Regions from separate parts of the Homo sapiens genome. Here regions 2 and 3 are each linked to region 1. Evidence: chromatin loops called from intact Hi-C (ENCODE). Cell type or tissue: HCT116. All regions are shown on one strand.

Evidence for each region. A loop is a pair of places that touch in the nucleus more often than their neighbours do. Peaks named below come from ENCODE experiments on the same cell type or tissue, not always from the same donor. Only the 100,000 strongest peaks of a DNase experiment are listed, where the experiment ranks them.
Region 2: it touches region 1 in a loop (8-fold over the local background); 14 of 110 quality-filtered maps call a loop at or near these places.
Region 3: it touches region 1 in a loop (8-fold over the local background); 4 of 110 quality-filtered maps call a loop at or near these places.

Annotation. Positions count from the first base shown.
Region 1 is chr19:41,820,362-41,822,861 of GRCh38, reverse strand. No RefSeq gene overlaps it. Among named protein-coding and RNA genes, the nearest start is that of LYPD4, 23 kb to the left of the region's middle. In HCT116, a CTCF peak has its summit at 1,517 (motif pointing right); a DNase peak (open chromatin) is centred at 1,561.
Region 2 is chr19:41,752,191-41,754,690 of GRCh38, reverse strand. No RefSeq gene overlaps it. Among named protein-coding and RNA genes, the nearest start is that of CEACAM6, 2.1 kb to the left of the region's middle. In HCT116, CTCF peaks have their summits at 354, 553 (motif pointing right) and 1,338 (motif pointing left); DNase peaks (open chromatin) are centred at 570 and 1,325; H3K27me3 peaks cover 707 bases.
Region 3 is chr19:41,705,903-41,708,402 of GRCh38, reverse strand. No RefSeq gene overlaps it. Among named protein-coding and RNA genes, the nearest start is that of CEACAM5, 1.5 kb to the left of the region's middle. RefSeq lists silencers at 1,387-1,436, 1,467-1,516, 1,537-1,656. In HCT116, CTCF peaks have their summits at 704 (motif pointing left) and 1,450; a DNase peak (open chromatin) is centred at 1,332; H3K4me3 peaks cover 296 bases; H3K27me3 peaks cover 387 bases.

The sequences.
Region 1 (2,500 bases):
ACTAGAAATTAATAATGAGAGGAATCCCAGAAAACACACCAGCACATGGAAATTAAACAACATACTACTGAGCCACCAATGGGTAAATGAAGAAATTAATAAGGAAATAAAAAATTTCTCCAGCCTCAGCCTCCTAGGTAGCTGGGATTATAGGTGCACACCACCACACCCAGCACATTTTTGTGTTTTTAGTAGAAATGGGGTTTCACCATGTTGGCCAGGCTGGTCTCGAACTCCTGACATCAGGTAATCCACCTGCTTCGGCCTCCCAGAGTATTGGGAGCATTTTTCTTTTTTCTTTTTTTTGAGACAGAGTCTTGCTGTGTTGCCCAGGGTGGAGTACAGTGGCGCCATCTTGGCTCACTACAAACTCGGCCTCCCATGTTCAAGCAATTCTCTTGCCTCACCCTCTTGAGTAGCTGGGGTTACAGGCATGCACCACCGTGCCTGGCTAATTTTTGTATTTTAGTACAGATGGGATTGGCCAGGTTGGTCAGTGTAGTTTAACTCCTGGCCTCAAGTGATCCACCCACTGTGGCCTCCCAAAGTGCTGAAATTACAGGCGCGAGCCACTGCGAATGGCCTATATTTCTACTTCTGTGAAGAATGCCATTGAAATATTGCTAGAGACTGAGTTGAATTTGTAGTTCATCATGGTTAGTATGGACATTTTAACAATATTAATTCTTCCAGTCCATGAACACAGTACATTTTTTATTTTTTCAGAGACGGGGGTCTCACTATATTGAGCAGGTTGGTCTCAAACTCCTGGACTCAAGTGATCCTCTCACTTCATTCTCCTGAATAACTGAGACTATAGTCATGCAGCACTATGCCCGACACATTTTTTTTTTTTTTTTTGAGACGGAGTCTTGCTTTGTCGCCCAGGCTGGAGTGCAATGGCCCGATCTCGGCTCACTGCAAGCTCCGCCTCCCGGGTTCACGCCATTCTCCTGCCTCAGCCTCCCGAGTAGCTGGGACTACAGGCTCCCGCCACCACGCCCGGCTAATTTTTTGTATTTTTAGTAGAGACGGGGTTTCACCGTGTTATCCAGGATGGTCTCGATCTCCTGACCCCGTGATCCGTCCGCCTCGGCCTCCCAGAGTGCTGGGATTACAGGCATGAGCCACCGCGCCCGGCACATTTTTCATTTCATATTGTACTTCTCAGCTTCAAGGTTTCTGTTTGTTTCTTATTATTTTACTTTCGCTGTTACATTTCTCTGACAAACGTCTGAATTGTTTCTCTATGTTTTCTTTAAGTTCTCTGAGTTTTCTTAAAACAGCCGTTTTGAATTCTTTGCCTGCCAGACCATTCATTTGCATGTTTTTAGGATAATTCATTGGCATTTTGTTCTGTCTATTTGACGAGGCACGTTCCTAGGCTATTCTTATTCCTAGATCTGCGTCTCTATCTATGCATTGGTGAATTAGGTGTTTATTACGGTCTTTACAGCCTGAGTTTGTTTGTGACCATTCTATTTCAGTGGGCTTATTTAGAAATTGTGAGTGGACTGACTGTTGTCTTCCATTTCAACACTAGGGGGTACCCTAAGCCCAGGTTAGAGGCGAGTCTGGCACTAGCTTCACTGCTGATGAAATGTCGGACCTGGATGGGGCAGGTGGGAGAGCCACAGAGGGCACCTGGGCCCTGTGGAGAACCAGCCAGGCCCTCAAGGCCAGAGGATCTGTGGACCATGCTTCCTGCAGCATGGTTTCTGTAAACAGTGTCTTTGGTGCAGCATCTCCTCTGGCAGGGATGGAGAGCCACTGCCAAATTCCTTGCAGTGGCTGCCCAACCCCACCCCTTCTTTTTGTCTTTAACTGGCCTTAGGTACTTGCAGTGTTCTCTATGGGCCAATACAGGAGTGAGTCTTTTGTGGAGGGGCCCGGAATGATGGGGAATCTGTATGTCCACCCCTAGCTCAGTTTTTCCAGTGTAAAAATCATGGGTCCATGGGGAGTTTCCACGTGTGGTGCCATAATGGCTTGAGGGGAGGCATGTTGCAAGCACAGAGAACTGATCCCTTTACCTTCCAACCGTGGTTTTGCTTGTCTTTGTGGTCCAAGGGCGCTTCCCAGCTTCACTCGTGTGTTCGAGTTTTTTTTTTTTTTTTGGCTCTTGTGAAAGTAATTTTGTGTGTGGATAGTTGCTCAAATGGATGTTTCTGCTGGGAGATAATGGCTGGAGAGACTTACTCTGCTGTCTTTCTCATCTTCTGTCATTTAACATCATTCCTTAAAAATTTTTTTGTTTTTGAGATAGGGGTTGCTCTGTCACCCAGGCTGGAATGCAGTGGCACCATCTCCACTTACTGCAACCTCCTCCTTTCAGGTTCAGGTGATTCTCCTGCCTCAGCCTCCTGAGTAGCTGGGACTACAGGTGCAGGCCAGCACACTCGACTATTTTTTTTTTTTTTTTTGTATTTTTGGTAGAGATGGTGTTTCACCATGTTGGCCAGGCTGGTCTCGAACTCCTCACCTCAAGTTATCTGCCCAA
Region 2 (2,500 bases), 68 kb after region 1:
AGTTAAACTTAAAAGTTTATTTATGTTTCACCTAAAATCAGTTTTGGGAAATGCTTATATAGTGGCATAAGCATGGAATTTATATCCAGATATAGACCTGGGCTCAGCTAATGGTTCTGTCACTTAACTATGTTGACTTGGACAAGTCACTTGGCTTCTATGATCCTTGATTCCCTGATTTGTAAAAGGAGGATGGTAAAATCCTCCTTGCAGAGTTGTTGGGAATATGTGGGAGCCCAGTGTCCAGGCGGGTGTTGAGTACGTGATGGTTATCATTGTGTTTATTGCTGTGGAATTCTGGTTATTTTCCAAAGAGAGTGTCTATGCTGGAATATTGGGCTTGTGGCTTTCTGCTAACATGCATGTGTGAAGAAGTTACTTTTGCTTGTTAGGACTTGTGCATCTGTCATTATTTTTGTTTTCCAGTTCTACTACCTATTTTCTCTGTGATGTTGGTCAAGTTGTCTAACTTTTCTGTGCCTCATTTACCTAATTTGTGAAATGTGGGTAACAGTACACTAGTGTGGGTGTGTTATTTCCCAGCTCCGACCACTAGAGGGCATAGAAGCACCGGCACCTACTAGCAATGGGCATATGGGTGCCCATGGTCTGTAAACATCATTTTCCCATGAAAGGAACCAGGGGTCCCTGGAGAAATAGCTGATCCAGGGCTGGGCAAGAAAGCACAAGAGGAGCCTTGTGGGGCCAGAAGTAAACATTCTGTGGGGCCAGAAGTAAGGAACTGCTTGAAAAATGATGGGGTTGTGTCAAAAGTCACAGAAACCAACTAGAAGGAACTCCCAATGGCCAAATTTGGGACAATATCAGCGACATAATAAACAATGCCAGCCACTCGGGGCGGTGGTTTACGCTTTGGCACTTTGGCAGGCCGAGATGGACGGATCACTTGAGGTCGGGAGTTCGAGACCAGCCTGGCCAACACGGCAAAACCACGTCTCTATTAAAAACATGAAAATTAGCTGGGTGTGGTGGCAGGGACCAATAGTTCCATCTACTAGGGAGGCTGAGGCAGGAGAGTAGCTTGAATCCAGGAGGCAGAGGTTGCAGCGAGCCGAGATTGCGCCAATGCACTCTAGCCTGGGCAACAGAGCAAAACTCCATCTCAAAAAAAAAAAAAAAGGGATATAAAATAAGATTAGATTTTATTTTGAGATTTATTTTGGGAATGGAGGGGCTATTATTTCTTCCAGCCACTAAGTAGCTCAGAGTCAGGCCCGCATTACAAACTACTTGGCTGGGAAACAAAGCTCGAGCCCGGCGCCACCCACCGAGGTGGTTTGTGATGGCGCCCCCTGGCGGCGCAGCGAGCTTTCCCCAGTTCCTCACCCTAGTGCTTTAGGAGCGACTTTAGAAATTCCATTCAGTCCATTTATTGAACCCTTTCCAGGTTACACTGAGGTTCATCTAATCTTCACAACAAGCCTGTGTGAACAGTGGTATTTATTCATCTTAAGACGATAAAAAGGCTAGAAAAAAAATGAAGCGACTTGTCCAGGGTTGCAAAGGGAGTGACAGAACCAGGATTTGGATCTAGGCCCCCCTGACTTCCAGGCTGAGGGTAAATGCCTAGATAAGTGTAAATGTGTGGGCCAGGTGGAGAACTATTGGTATAAAGCAATGGTTGTCGACTAGGGGTGGTTTCCCTCAAGGAGACATTTGGCAATATCTAGAAATATTTTTTGCTTTCATGAAGGAAGAGGGTGCTTGAGGGAGGGGGAAGGCTGCTATTGGCATGTAGTGGAGAGAGGGCATGTGGATGCTGCTGAACATCTCACAATGCACAGAACAGCCCTCACTACAAGGAATCGGTCAGCCCAGTTGTCAGTAGACCTGCTCTGAAGCCCTGGTTTGATTTAGAAACCTGAGGACGCATTCGTGCGGTTAGCTAATGGTTGCTGAGTGCTGAGCTGGATAGCATGAGGGATATGGAAACAGTGCACCAGTCTGTGCTGCCAAGGAGGCTGCAACCTCTAAGGGTAGTGGGTGGAGGCAGGAGAGACACAGGAAGGTCTTCAATATAAGGCAGCAGATAAGTGCAAGAAGAGAGAGTCCAGTAGGGCTAAGCCAGCTTTCAGGATGGAGAGTGATTGTCTGGGTGTGGGAGGAGCTGAGCACTTGTCTGGCCTGTGGGAAGATGGTTTTTGAGTTGAGTGTATCTGCAAAGTTGAACTGGTGGGAAAACACAAGCCCTGTTCAGGGAAGGGCAAACAGTCTAGTTTGGGTGGAGAGAGAGTAATTTTTAGTGAGTGGAGGGGGTTGCACTGGAAACGGAGGTTGGGGCTAGACCTTTTAGTCTAGGCTGAGGACTCTGGCCTGGGTGTCTGTCACAGTGATGGAAAAACCTTCCCTTCCTGAATGGTGGTTTAGGCCCCAGGGCTATGGGGCTCAGCAGCTTCCAGAGCGCTCTCTCTACAAAGCAAGGAACATTGGAAATTGGAGTGGAGAAGGCTGAACATCTCCTGATTTTAGGACCAAGTTG
Region 3 (2,500 bases), 110 kb after region 1:
GCTGTGTTCTGTCCTTGGGTCTGTCACACCAGGGGGATTATTTTCCTTTGTGACAGAGAAACCCAGCAGGGTCCCGGGTCTCCCCATGCTCTCCAGGGCTCTGGGAAGGTGGGATGATGCCCAACAGGAAGGTGACAGAGGTGGCTCTGGGGGCTAGAAAAAGGCTCACTGGGTGGTGGCTGGGGAGGGACCAGCCCTCTGTCTCCAGTACCACCAACCCCGCCACTGACCCAGGGATGGAGACCCAGGCCCAGAGGTCTCAGGAGTCCCCAGATCCTGCATGTGGAGGGGGAGGTGTCTTGTGTGTCCTGGAAAGAGAGGACTGTGGTGGAGGGAGGTGGGTGACTCTGGGCTCTGCTGTCCTTGGGGAAGGCTCCAGGGGGACCCTCCCTCTCCGTGTCTGTTGGCTGAGCTGCGGCTCAGGGCCTGTCCATGTTCTCCCTGACAGTCCTGGGTGGTCTCTGTCCTCTGCGAGGCTGACTGTCCTGTGATCACCCCACCTTCCCCATGGTGGTACCAGGAGGGAGTCTGGAGTTGCACAGGGACCCCTGGCAGAACAGGGTCCTCATAGGACCCAGAAAGGAACAGAGCAGGTATGTGGGAGAGATCAGAAGGGTCTGTTGGAGCAAGGGATGGAAACCAGGCTCCACCTCCACTTCCTTAGCAAAGCCAGGTTCCTGTCCAGGGGAATCCGTTTCCTGAGTGATGTCTGTGTGCAATGTCACCCCCTGGAGGGCAAGAGGAGACCTCCGGCCTTGTCTGGAACTGCCCTAGGGATGCTGACCAGGGTCGACGTGGTGTGAGCTGACCCTGAACTCTGGATTAGGCTGCAGGGTCAGGCCGGAGGATCTATTCCCTGCAGGCCTCTGTCCTCCCTTCTGAAGCTCTGGGGGTTGAGGCCTCATTCCTGGGGCAGCCGCGGGCACTTGCTGGCCTCCTCCCATGCTGGTGCCAGTGCCCCTGTGTCCACATGGAACAGACTCTGACTGCTGGGGGCCACACGGAGGTGATATGCTTCTTTTTAGAGATCTCCCACACATTTAACCAGTATTTATGGAGCATCTGTTCCGTGTCAGGCACTGGGCTGGGCCCTGGGATTCCACAGAGAGCAGGACAGACGTGGTCCCTGTCACAGAGTTTTCCTGTAACCGGGAGACAGGCGCTCAGTGAACTTCATGGGACTGAGGAGTTAATGGTAATGACAGGGCTGTGAGGTGACAGCATAGGGGGCGTCGGAGCCTGTGAGAGACTGAGCTGTCCTGGAGATCACAGGGAGCTGCCCTGGGAGACGCCCTTTCAGCTGAGCCCGGGGAAGGAGGGGGTGTAGGGGACAGGAGCTGCCTGCAGAGGGCAGCCGACAGGCCTCAAGTGGGCGGCCGACAAGCCTCAGGTGGGCGGCCGATAGGCTGCAGGGAGGAGCTGACAGAGTCCGTGTGAGGAGCTCGGAGGGCGAGGAGGACGTGGGCCGAGGTGACCCGGGTGAGGGTGGACCCTGCTGGGCTGTGGGCCCGGCTGAGGGAGGTCAGCAGCCCCTGGGGAGGCTCCAGGGTGGGAGGAACTCTGCCGCCCTCTGGTGGACAGGAGGGAAGTGGGGACAGCAGCGGCCCCAGACCAGGCTGTTTTACTCAACACTGATCTCTAGACATTGAACACGGGTCATGCACATGTTATGCCAAAGTGCTACCAGGTTTCAGCTCGGTGAGCCCCAGTCTCTGTGGCTACAAGTGTACTGTCCTCCCTCTTTCACAATCAGATGTCCCCAAATGCAGATTTTTGTCACCTTTTGTGACTTTGCTTTTGTCGGCAGGAGGCTGCGCTGTGCATGCTCCCAGGGGCAGTGATGTCTGGGGCTAAGCGTGTGCGGGGATCTGGGAGTAGAAGATTGTATTAGTCTGTCCTCGCATTGCTATAAAGAAATACCTGAGACTGGGTAATTTATAAAGAAAAGAGGTTTAATTCGCTCATCATTCTGCAGTTGTACAGGAAGCATAGTGGCTTCTGCTCCTGGGGAGGCCTCAGAAAACTTACAATCATTCTGGACGGTGAAGGGGAAACAGGAACGTCTTACATGGCAGAGCATGAGTAAGAGAGAGAGAGAGAGAGGGGAGAGGTGCTACACACTTTTAAACAACCAGATCATGTGAGATCTCTATCACAGAAACAGCATCAAAGCAGAAAATCCACCCGCATTATCCAATCACTTCTCACAAGGCCCCACCTCCAACATTGGGGTTTACAATTTGACATGAGATTTGGGCGGGGACATAGATCCAAATCATATTTGAGAGAGAGGGGCATGAGGAGAAGGTGAATGTTGGGGTAGCAGAGAGGAGCAGGGACAAGTCAACCTCACTTCTCACTCCCTGGGGACCAGAACAGGAGAGCCCGACTCTGGGGGCACAGCACCACACACTCTGTGTGTCCGTGCATCAGGGGAGGTGGGAGCTGCTTCTCTGTTCATGGGACCTGGCCTCACCTGCTGAGATGTCTTCACACTTAG